Linked DNA regions of Homo sapiens: regions 2 and 3 are each linked to region 1. A link is a contact called in ENCODE Hi-C or POLR2A ChIA-PET data. All regions are on one chromosome and are shown on one strand. The core of a region is the stretch at or near the end of the contact, and the rest is flanking DNA. Distances in the headings are between cores, read along the strand shown.

Region 1 (3,133 bases), core at 1-2,500:
AAATCCCAGGTTGTCACTTGTACTTTCGATCAACTAGTTATAAATTCAGAGGTTCCCAGGACTCCCTCTTCAGGGTCACAGAACTCAGGAAAGTGCGTTTCTTACAGTTGCTGGTTTATTACAAAGGATAAAACTCAGACAGCCGTATGGAAGAGATGCGTAGGGCCTGGTGTGAGGTGGGGGCAGTGATGCTGTGCTCTCTGCTCGCACCACCCTCCAGTGCCTTGGTGTGTTCCACAACCCGGCGGGAAGCCCTCTGATCCCTGTGGTTTCTTACGGGGTTCCATTGTGCAGGCATGGTTGACTAAGCCACTGGTGATTCACTCAATCTCCAGCCCCTCACCCCTTTTCCATCCCAACCCGTCATCAGGCCTTGGTCTTTCTGGCCATCTGCTTCCATCCTGAAGCCACCTGGTGTCCCCGGTCATCAGTCACCTCATGAGCAAAAGGCTCTCTCATCACTCGGTTTCCAAGGGTTTCGGGTGCTATGTGCCAGCAACCAGGGACAAAGACCAGAGACAGTCACCCCTGGCCTGGCCTAAGGGGGTCTTTGTGATTGAGACATTCAGATTTCAGAGCTGGCCCAGGGGCCCCCTCTCAGGCCACGGTGCTCCTCACCCCAGGGATTCAGACCCAGCCATGTGCGTCCTGCAGGAGCAGGAGAGGTGGCTCGGGTCCCGGCCAGGACTGAGCACTGCGTCGATCAAAAGGGGAAAGGAAACCCTAGAAACGGGAAGATGCAGCCTCCAGCCCCAAGCCCAGCACAGGAGGGCGGCTCCCCGTTCATCTCTAAGCTGAACTCAGATAAAGACCGGGAGGACTAGAGGTCTGGGGCTCAAGCTCCGCTCAGGGGAAGAGGCTGGGGGCACGGCTAGGCACGTTCAAACCCGCTTCTGGGATGTTACCGCCGGCAGCGCGGGGCAGACGTCAGGTGTCTCACCCGCTCCGTGCCTCAGTTTCCCCGTCAGCTGCGGCACGCGCAGAGCCTCCCTCGCTGAACAACGGGCGGACGAGGAGAACCTAGAGGTGGCCGGGGTCCTTCGCGTCACCGAGGTCACTGTCCTACCTGCTGCCTCATCCCCGACCTCCACCCGCGGCCCCGGCGACAACCTCAGCTTTCCCAACTGAGAGGCCGCGCGGGCAGCCGACCGCCCCACCGACCCGGCCCGCGCTCAGGGAAGCCCCGCAGCCCCGGCCCGGCTCACCTCCGCGCACGCGCGCCCTGGCCGCCCGCGGAGACTCCGGGGTCGTGCCCGGGGGCGCGCAGAGGCGGGTCACGTGACCGGCGGGAGCTCGTCGCGGGGCGGGGCCGCGGTGGGTCACGTGACGCGGCCTCCCGCGCAGGCGCCCGAGGCAAGGGTGCGCGTCCGCGCTACGCCCCCCAGTGGCGGCTCCGGCAGAGCGGGCCTGGGCGCGTCCTCGCTCTCGGAGGGGGCCTGGGGAGCGCGTCTGGCTGCGCGTCCGGCGTCCCGCGGGGAGAGGCCCACGCGTGCTGCCCGCTGCCGGTTCCTCTGGGGTCAGAGACGGGGCGAGGCCCCCGCTGGCGCAGTCCCGGCCCGGTCCCCGTGGGGTCGGAGATGGGGCGTGGCCCCCGCTGCCCCGGCCTGGGTCCCCGCAGCTCGTAGGGCTTTGTAAGGGGCTGGCCCAGCCGCGCCTTGCGCCCAGGGATTCCTCCTGCCAACGCGTCCCGAGGGCATCATCGGAAAGGCGGCCAAAGGCGCTCAGCGCCAAGTTAGAAACAGCCAACATTTGGAAAGTCCTTAAGTGTGCTCCATAACTCACAGTTATTCCAGAAAGGAATAATCAAAACATTGTGATAACCCATAAAACTGACAATTGAGAAAACATTAAACTGACACAGGGGGAATTTTTTCATAAAATGAGAAAATGCTTACATTAAGAGGAGCACATTTTTACATGTGAGATACAAAAAACACACAGTATAACCTTAACTTGCCTAATAAAATGTATGTGCAGAAAAATACAAAAGGAGCCACACCAAAACACAGAGGTGTTGTTCCTGGGTAGGGGCATAGGGGCATTAAAAGCCCCCTTTCCAGCTTGCAGCGAGCCGAGACCGCGCCACTGCACTCCAGCCTGGGCGACAGAGCGAGACTCCGTCTCAAAAAAAAAAAAACAAAAGCCTCCCTTCCACCTCTGTTGTGGTTTCTGTATTTCTACAATGTTTTAAAATAAGTAAGGCTGACTCAGAAAGGCTTACTAGATATTCAGAAAAAAGATTTTATTCTTCTGCTGAAATGTTTGAAAGTGAAATTATTTTGTAGAGCATTTTCCCTTTAAACTGCAAAGAAGCCCCAAGGTCATTGGTACTTGGAAGTCCAGGGAGAAAGAGCGCTGGGTTAATGATGGAGAAAAGATAGGTGGGCAGACTGGGGCGTAGTCCCTTGGTGTGGACGCCCCAGCGTGCTCTTATTTCAGTGCTCACCCTGTTACGTGTGTCTGGGGCCACTGACTTTCTCCTGCAAGCTGTGGATCTGAATTTAACTCAAATGGGGACATGGGGGCAGGAAAAGGGACCTGAGAGTTCTAAGGGGTGGGGATGGGAAAACTGGTAAAGAAGGTGGTTTGTGGGTTTTCAGATGCACCTAGTAGAGGGAAGTGCTGGGGGGACCAGCCTCCCGGGCCAGGCTGGCTGGAGCTGCCTTAACTTTCCCACCTCTGCTCAGCCCACCAGCTTGTGGACCTGTGGCAGCGTTGTGTTGTGAGAGGCACGTGCAGATTTGGGAGTGCTGCAAACCAAAGTGTTACCTGGACGAGTAAGCCCAGTGTGGGAGTGTGGGTGTGTGGGTCTGCAGTCACAGGCTCTGTCTTTGCGATGGGATGCCATGGGAAACGCTAGGATTTTACCTGGTTTATTAAATTGCTGAGTGGCTAAAAAGATTCCTATGGGTGGGGCTGGCTTATTTCTCTTAAACGATGCCCTTCTGAGGGTACATGTGGTTTTTAGGAACACAAAAGATTCCAAGTCCCTCATGACAAACACAATTCCGGATCTCTTCCTGGAGGCCTTGCAAGGCGGAGTCCAGGCTGCTCCCTAGGAGGGCCCTGGTGACTCGAGCTTGTTGGCGATCATCTGGCTGACCTTGTGCAGGGCCTCCTGGAACTGGGGGTA
Region 2 (3,780 bases), core at 844-3,343, 100 kb after region 1:
ACTTTGAGAGCCCAAGGCGGGCGGATCACCTGAGGTCAGGAGTTCGAGACCAGCCTGGCCAACATAGTGAAACCCCGTCTCTACTAAAAAGTACTAAAATTAGCCAGGCGTGGTGGTGGATGCCTGTAATTCCAGCTACTCGGGAGGCTGAGGCAGGAGAATCACTTGAACCCAGGAAGCGGAGGTTGCAGTGAGCCGAGATCACGCCACTGCACTCCAGCCTGGGCAACAGAGTGAGACTCCATCTCAAAAAAAAAAAAAAAAAAAAAAAAAAAGAAATTTGGGGGAAAGGCAGAAGGGAAATATTTGTGATCTTTGATCCCTCTGGTGTTGCCGTTATCATTTTGGTTGGTTTTCTTCCTGGACTTTCAAAGTTGGGAATTGTAATTGTCTATTCCAGGGGTTGGCAGGTGGGCCAGACAGCAAGTATTTTCTGCTTTGGGGGCCAGATGGTTTTGGCTGCAGCTTTTCAATTCTGCCCTTGTAGCATGGAAGCCACCACACAATGTATGTTAATTGGCATGGCTGTGTTCCATTAATTTTTTTTTTTTTTGAGACAGTGTCTCACTCTCTCGCCCAGGCTGGAGTGCAGTGGTGTGATCTTGGCTCACTGCAACCTCCACCTCCTGAGTTAAAGCAATTCTCCTGCCTCAGCCTCCCGAGTAGCTGGGACTACAGGTGCCCACCACCACACACGGCTAATTTTTGTATTTTTACTAGAGATGGGGTTTCGCCGTGTTGGCCGGGCTGGTCTCAAATTCCTGACCTCAGGTAATCCCCCCGCCTCGGCCTCCCAGAGTGCTGGGGTTACAGGCGTGAGCCACCGCGCCCAGCCCCATTCACGTTTTATTAAGGATACTGAAAGTGGAATTTCATATAATTTTCATGTGTTGTGAAATATTCTCCTCTGGATTTTTTTCAACATTTAAAAATGTTCAAAACCATCCTTCACATGAAACCTGCACGCAGGTGTTTGTAACCACTTCATTCATACGGGCGCGGTGGAAGCAGTCAGGATACCCTGTGGTGGTGGGTGGATGTGCGAACGGTGGCGCTTCCCTGCAAGGGAATATTGTTTATGGATAAAAGGAAATGAGCTGTCAAGCCTTGAGCAGATGTGGAGGATGCTGAAATGTACATTGCTACGTGGAAGAAGCCAATCTGGGCCGGGTGCGGTGGCTCACACCTGTAATCCCAGCGCTTTGGGAGGCCGAGGTGGGTGATCACTTGAGCTCAGGAGACCAGCCTGGGCAACATGGTGAAACCTTGTCTCTACAAAAAAAAAAAAAAAAAATTATAATAATAATACAAAAATTAGCCGGGCATGGTGGCTCACACATGTAGTCCCAGCTACTTGGGGGGCTGAGGCAGGAGGATTGCTTGAGCCCAGAATGCGGAGGTTGCAGTGAGCTTAGATTGCACCACTGCCCTCCAACCTGGGTCACAGAGTGAGACCCTATCTCAAAAAAAACAAAAAACACCAGTCTGAAAAGGCTGCAAGCTGCATGATTCCAGCTCTAGGACATTCTGGAAAAGGCAAAATTGTGAAGACAGTAAACAGATCAACACCTGCTGGGGGCTCAAGAGGAGAAAAAGATAAATGGGCAGATACTGGATTCCAAAGGCAGCGACACTATTCTTTTTCCTTTTCTTTTCTTGTCTTTTTTTTTTTTTTTTTTTTTTGAGACAGAGTTTTGCTCTTTGTGCCCAAGCTGAAGTGCAATGGCACAATCTTAGCTCACTGCAACCTCCACCTCCTGGGTTCAAGCGATTTTCCTGCCTCAGCCTCTTGAGTAGCTGGGATTCCAGGCTCCCGCCACCACACCCAGCTAATTTTTGTATTTTCAGTAGAGACGGGGTTTCACCACGTTGGCCAGGCTGATCTTGAACTCCTGACCTCAGGTGATGCACCCTCCTTGGCCTCCCACAGTGCTGGGATTACAGGCGTGAGCCACCGCGCCCGGCTGCAGTGACACTATTCTGTGTGAGGCTGCAATGATGGACGCCTGCCACTGTGTCTCTGAAACCCCATAGACTGTACAACACCAAGAGTGAACCTAGTAGAAGCCCTGAACGTCAGTTATTACTGATAATGTATCAATATTGGCTCATCAGTTACAGCAAATGTACCACGCAAATGCAAGACATTAATGGTATGGGAAAGTGTGTACATTGAGGGGAAACTCGCTGTACTCTGCTCAGTTTTTCTGTGAACCTAAAATCGCTCTAAAAAAGAAAGTCTATTCATTTAAAAAAGTCTTCGTTCATGGGCTGTACAGAGGCAGAGGGCAGCCTCAATTTGGCCCTCGGGCCATGGTTTGTGGATCCCCCGGTTTAGGCTAACAGTGCCCAATAGAAATGTAACGTGAGCCACCTCTGTGATTTAAAATTTTCCATTAGCCACGTTTAAAAGTTTTTATTTCGAAGTAACTACAGGAAGTTGCAAAAAAAAAAAAAGTACCGGGAGGCCCTATACACCCTTCACCCACTTCCCCCCATGGTGACATCCTGCATAGAAGCATAGTACACTCTCCAAACCAGGAAATTGAGGTTGGTACAGTCCACAGGTCTCACGGGTATTACAGGCACCCATCTGTGCTTGTGTGTTTAGAATCCTGTGCCACTGGGATACATGTAGCTTCCGGCAACTACTACCACTAGCTAGACGCAGAACCACTCCCCCACCGCAGGGTTCCTCCACGCTGCCCTGGCACAGGGCAACCACTCCTCTGTAAGAATTTTACGTAACTGGAACCCTGCATGATGTCAGCTTTGAGATGGACTTTTTTTGGTTCAGCATCATCCTGTGAAGCTCTATCCAAGCTGTCCTGTGTGTCAAGAACTTGTTCCTTTCTACTGCTGAGTAGCAGCACCCCACGGTCCACGCGCTCACGGACTGATGGACATGAACCATGGCTTCCCATTCAGGGGCGACTGTGAATAAAGCTACTAGGAACATTCATGTGTGGGGTTTTGTTGGAACCTAAGTTTTCGTTTCTCTAGGATAAATTCCCACAAATGCACTTGCCGAGTCATATGTGGATTGATTGTGTGATTAGTTTTTTAAAATACGTTTTTTATCTAGTAAAAATAGAGACAGGGTTTTTGCCATGTTGCTCAGGCTGGTCTCGAACTCCTGGGCTCAAGCAATCCTCCCGCCTCGGCCTCCCAAAGTGCTGGGATTGCAAGCGTGAGCCACCGTTCCCGGCCTATGTGCTTAGTTTTTAAAGCAATTGCTAAACTGTTGCATAGAGTGGCTGGGCCGTTTTACACTCCCACCAGAAATTTACGAGTGCCTTGTTTCTCCACATCCTCATCAGTATTTGAGGTTGTCACTATTATTTTTTTTAAGCATCCTGATGGGTGTGTAGTGACATCTCATTGTGGTTTTAATCAGCATTTCCCTAATGGCTCGTGATGTCGAATATCGTTTTGTGTGTTTATTTGCCATCCAGGTATCTGATTCTTTGGCGGAAGATCTCTTTGTCTCTTAAGCATCTTCTTATATCTTAATAATATATATCGAAAGGCTTATGGGGACAACCTTTGGTTGGAGGATTTTGGAAAAAGTCATAATATGATTTATTGTGGCAACCAGAAGCGATAATATTGTTCTAGTGACAGGTAACAACCTGCTTTTTTATTCCTGTTAATACATGATTTCTTTTGTGACTGTAATAAAACAATGTATACAAACGATTCACTGCAATGAAGACAGATACCCAAAGAGACAAAGAGACATCGTCTAATCCATTTTTTGTTTGTTGACTACTGAGTTTT
Region 3 (3,780 bases), core at 772-3,271, 82 kb after region 1:
GTGATCCACCTTAGCCTCCCGAGTAGCTGGGATTACAGGCACACACCACCACCCCCAGCTAATTTTTTAGAAGTGGGATCTTGTTATGTTGCCCAGGCTGGTTTGTTTGTTTGTTTTTGTTTTTTGAGATGGAGTTTCACTCTTGTTTCCAGGCTGGAGTGCAATGGCACGATCTCGGCTCACTGCAACCTCCACCACCTGAGTTCAAGCGATTCTCATGCTTCAGCCTCCCGAGTAGCTGGGATTACAGGCATGCACCACCATGCCTGTCTAATTTTGTATTTTTAGTAGACACGGGGTTTCTCCATGTTGGTCAGGCTGGTGTCGAACTCCCGACCTCAGGTGATCCACCCGCCTTGGCCTCCCAAAGTGCTGGGATTACAGGCGTGAGCCACCGTGCCCGGCCCTGCCCAGGCTGGTTTTGAGCTCCTGGGCTTGAGCAATCCTCCCACGTCAGCCTCCCAAATTGTTGGAATTACAAGTGTGAACCACTGTGCCCAGTCAGAAAACCATTTTTCAGTTCCCAGCCTGGTGGAGATTTAAATCCCTGGCAGCACTCTTACATTTCGGGGAACCCACTGGGCAATACGAGTTGGGGTCCAGTTTATCCTCCTGGGGAAACAGTAATCCTGGAAATAATGAGGATACAGATGAAGATTTATGTATTAAAATGTGGAGTTTATTATTTCAGTAGCCACTAGTTGGAAGCCAGATGCCTAGCAATGGCGGCTGATTCTATGAAGATGGAGGGTTGGCATTTATAATTTTTATTTTTATTTATTTATTTGTTTTGAGATGGAGTCTCGCTCTGTCTCCCAGGCTGGAGTGCAGTGGCGCCATCTCAGCTCACTGCAACCTCCACCTCCTGAGTACAAGCAGTTCTCCTGCCTCAGCCTCCTGAGTAGCTGGGACTACAGGCACCCGCCCCTACGCTTGGCTAATTTTTGTATTTTTTAGTAGAGACAGGATTTCACCATGTTGGCCAGGCTGGTCTTGAACTCCTGATCTCAGGTGATCCGCCCGCCTCAGTCTTCCAAAGTGCTGGGATTACAGGCGTGAGCCACCACACCTGGCCTTATACTTTTTAAATGTGTTAATAATGTGGTATATTTGTTTGCTAGGGCTGCCCTAACAAAGTACCAGGGTCCAGGTGGCTTGAGCAATAGAAATCTCTCTGACAGCCCTGGAGGCAGGAAGTCTAAGATCAAGGTGTCGGCAGGATTGTTTCCTTAGGAGGCTGTGAGGGAGGGGCTGCTCCAGGCCTGCTCCTTGCTGGTAGGTGGCATCATTGTATTCACACAGCACTCTCCTTGTATATAGGCACCTGCTACCAACTTCCTCTTTTTATAAAGACACCAGTCATATTGACCTCAAGGTAACTTGATCACCTCTATAAAGATGCTGTCTTCAAAAACAGTTTCATTCTTGGGTACTGGGGTTTAAGACTTCAACACAGGAATTTTAGGGGATGTACTTCAACCCTAAAGTTTGTTATATCATAAGTATACTTCACCTGGGAAAATATATTTATGATCCAACTGAAAGCAAGATATGATATAATTCCAAGGAGTGGGTTTTTCATTAACTCATTCATTATAGGGCACAAAATATAGTAGAGAATACATAAATGTCTTAGGATTATGTGATTTAAGGGACACGTATTCTTCCTTTTCCTTCTCTGAGTGTGTTTCATAACTAAAAAAAAGTTTTAAAAAATGGGCCAAGGATTCTCCACTTCTAGTTTGCTGGTGACCAGAGGTTGGGAACTAGGTTGGATTTCGATGAAATAGCCTCTTGCGAAACAGCAAATGCACTTTACAAATAAGGAGAATTGTTTTTAGAGAGCAAACAGTCCTGTCTAATGTTTAATAGACATGCTCCATTTCTCCAAAAAGAGCCCAGTCTCTCCAGAACAATCTGGGAGGGGCGGGGGGGGGTTGTCCTGGTGTCCCAGGTGGCGGGTGATGGAGGAGCCGGAGTTCTGCACGTGGGGGACGAAGGTCTCACGCTGCAGGGTTTCCCGCTCACGAAATGACCCTGAGTGGTCAGAACCTGTCTTCTCCTCCGTAAAGCTGCACTGTTGGGACGCACCTCGCAGAGCCACAGTGAGGTTCTGCCTGTCATGGTATGGGAGAAAATGCTGTATTTTGAACACTTGTATTTCGGAATCTCCTTTAAAGCTTCCAGCACATTCTTTTGATTATCCTCAGTGCTGGCAAAACATTTTCACTTAAAGAGGGTTTTGATTTGGGGAAGCAGCTGAGAGCTGTGTGCAGCCAGCTCTGGCAACTGGAGCGATCACACTGAGTAGAGCCATTTGAAACACAGAAGGAGGTGGGCTCCAGCCCCGCTGCGGCCTTGTCCAGTGTGGACACCGCGCAGGCTACAGAGCACCCAAAACGTGGCTGAGCAGAACTTTGACGTGCTTAAGTGCAAAATGCACAGCAGACTTTGGAGACTTTAAGGACATAAAATAGGCCAGGTGCGGTGGCTCCCGCCTGTAATCCTAACACTTTGGAAGGCTGAGGCAGGAGGATCACTTGAGGCCAGAAGTTCAAGACCAGCCTGGGCAAAAAAGTGAAACCTCATCTCTACAAAAAATAAAAAAATTAGCGGGACCTGGTGGCATGTGCCTTTAGTCCAGGCTATTTGGGAGACTGGGCAGGAGGATTCCTTGAGCCCAGGAGTTTCAGAATACAGTGAGCTGTGATCACACCACTGCACTCTAGCCTGGGTGACAACCTGTCTCTAAAAAAAAAAAAAGAATGTAAAAGATTTCATTAATAATTTTTTCAGGCTGGGCACGGTGGCTCACGCCTGTAATCCCAGCACTTTGGGAGGCCGAGGCAGGCGGATCACGAGGTCAGGAGATCGAGACCATCCTGGCTAACATGGTGAAACCCCATCTCTACTAAAAATACAAAAAAATTAGCCGGGCATGGTGGCGGGCGCCTGTAGTCCCAGCTACTCGGGAGGCTGAAGCAGGAGAATGGCGTGAACCTGGGAGGCGGAGCTTGCAGTGAGCCGAGATTGCACCGTTGCACTCCAGCCTGGGCTACAGAGTGAGACTCCGTCTCAAAAAATAAAAAAAAAATAAAGAAATAATGTTTTCATATTGACTATATGCTGAAATAATAATATTTTGGATATATTATGCTAAAAATTATTAAAATTAATTTCACTTTTTTTTTTTTTTTTGCTTACCAGAAAATTTAAAATTGTATCTATGTCTCCTGCAGTGTTTCTGTTGGACATGGCTGGTCTAGAGGACGGCGAGCAATTTTCTTGCAGGGCTTATTAACTGACCTTGCAATTCTTGAAGAATTCTTGAATTCTTAAACTATTCTGGATAACATTAGAACAGAACATAGCTTTTCCATGTGATTATTGGGAAGGACAATATGTTTTTTGATTTGTAGTTTGCAGTGTGATTTTTTTAATTAAGTTTCGTCACTTGGTTGTCATATGCCCCTGTGTGGGATGAAGTGTTTAGGCCAAGAGTGGCCAGAAGGCTTCCTGGAGAGGTTGGCAGAGAGCTGGTTTGGATAGGTGGAGAAGAATCCCCTGGATTTGGTCAGATGGTCTATGCCAGGGCACTGCCATCTGCAACCCACAGGCCAAAGCCAGCCTTCCACCTGTTTTGTACAGCCTGTGAGCTAAGGATGGTTTTTACTTTTTTTTTTTTTTTTTTTTTTTGAGATGGAGTCTTGCTCTGTCGCCCAGGCTGGAGTGCAATGGAGCGATCTAGGCTCACCACAACCTCTGCCCCCTGGGTTCAAG

What was found. Hi-C counts contacts between places; a loop is a spot of excess contacts on that map. ChIA-PET counts read pairs that join two places held with the same protein, here RNA polymerase II (POLR2A). Pooled maps may share reads with other maps.
Region 2: a loop to region 1 is called in a map of naive thymus-derived CD4-positive, alpha-beta T cell, with 12 times the contacts of the local background. The contact joins the enhancer-like site here to the promoter of GAA in region 1. A Hi-C loop is called at or near these places in 8 of 168 maps with a recorded cell type or tissue (B cell, IMR-90, PC-3 and 5 more), 2 of 37 single-sample maps with no recorded cell type and 17 of 50 pooled maps. POLR2A ChIA-PET finds 5 or more read pairs at or near these places in 12 of 52 experiments (B cell, CD4-positive, alpha-beta T cell, CD4-positive, alpha-beta memory T cell and 8 more).
Region 3: POLR2A ChIA-PET joins it to region 1 with 12 read pairs in WTC11. The contact joins the enhancer-like site here to the promoter of GAA in region 1. A Hi-C loop is called at or near these places in 7 of 168 maps with a recorded cell type or tissue (B cell, IMR-90, PC-3 and 4 more), 2 of 37 single-sample maps with no recorded cell type and 14 of 50 pooled maps. POLR2A ChIA-PET finds 5 or more read pairs at or near these places in 8 of 52 experiments (B cell, H1, HEK293T and 5 more).

The regions. Positions count from the first base shown.
Region 1 is chr17:80,099,698-80,102,830 of GRCh38, reverse strand. It overlaps GAA (alpha glucosidase), which reads right to left and starts at 1,250. Exons shown (of 20, transcript NM_000152.5): 1 at 941-1,250. It overlaps CCDC40 (coiled-coil domain 40 molecular ruler complex subunit), which reads right to left. Exons shown (of 20, transcript NM_017950.4): 20 at 2,218-3,133. The coding sequence ends at 3,056. RefSeq lists an enhancer at 644-753 and a silencer at 1,084-1,703.
Region 2 is chr17:79,996,029-79,999,808 of GRCh38, reverse strand. All of the region lies in intron 3 of TBC1D16 (TBC1 domain family member 16), which reads left to right. Among named protein-coding and RNA genes, the nearest start is that of TBC1D16, 38 kb to the left of the region's middle. Within about 2 kb of position 2,093, at least 11 of the 41 ENCODE cell types and tissues checked have a DNase peak (open chromatin) inside an H3K27ac peak, as active enhancers do; they include B cell and CD4-positive, alpha-beta T cell, where a contact is called at or near this core.
Region 3 is chr17:80,017,597-80,021,376 of GRCh38, reverse strand. The region is part of intron 1 of TBC1D16 (TBC1 domain family member 16); the gene reads left to right. Among named protein-coding and RNA genes, the nearest start is that of TBC1D16, 16 kb to the left of the region's middle. Within about 2 kb of position 2,021, at least 2 of the 41 ENCODE cell types and tissues checked have a DNase peak (open chromatin) inside an H3K27ac peak, as active enhancers do; they include thyroid gland, where a contact is called at or near this core.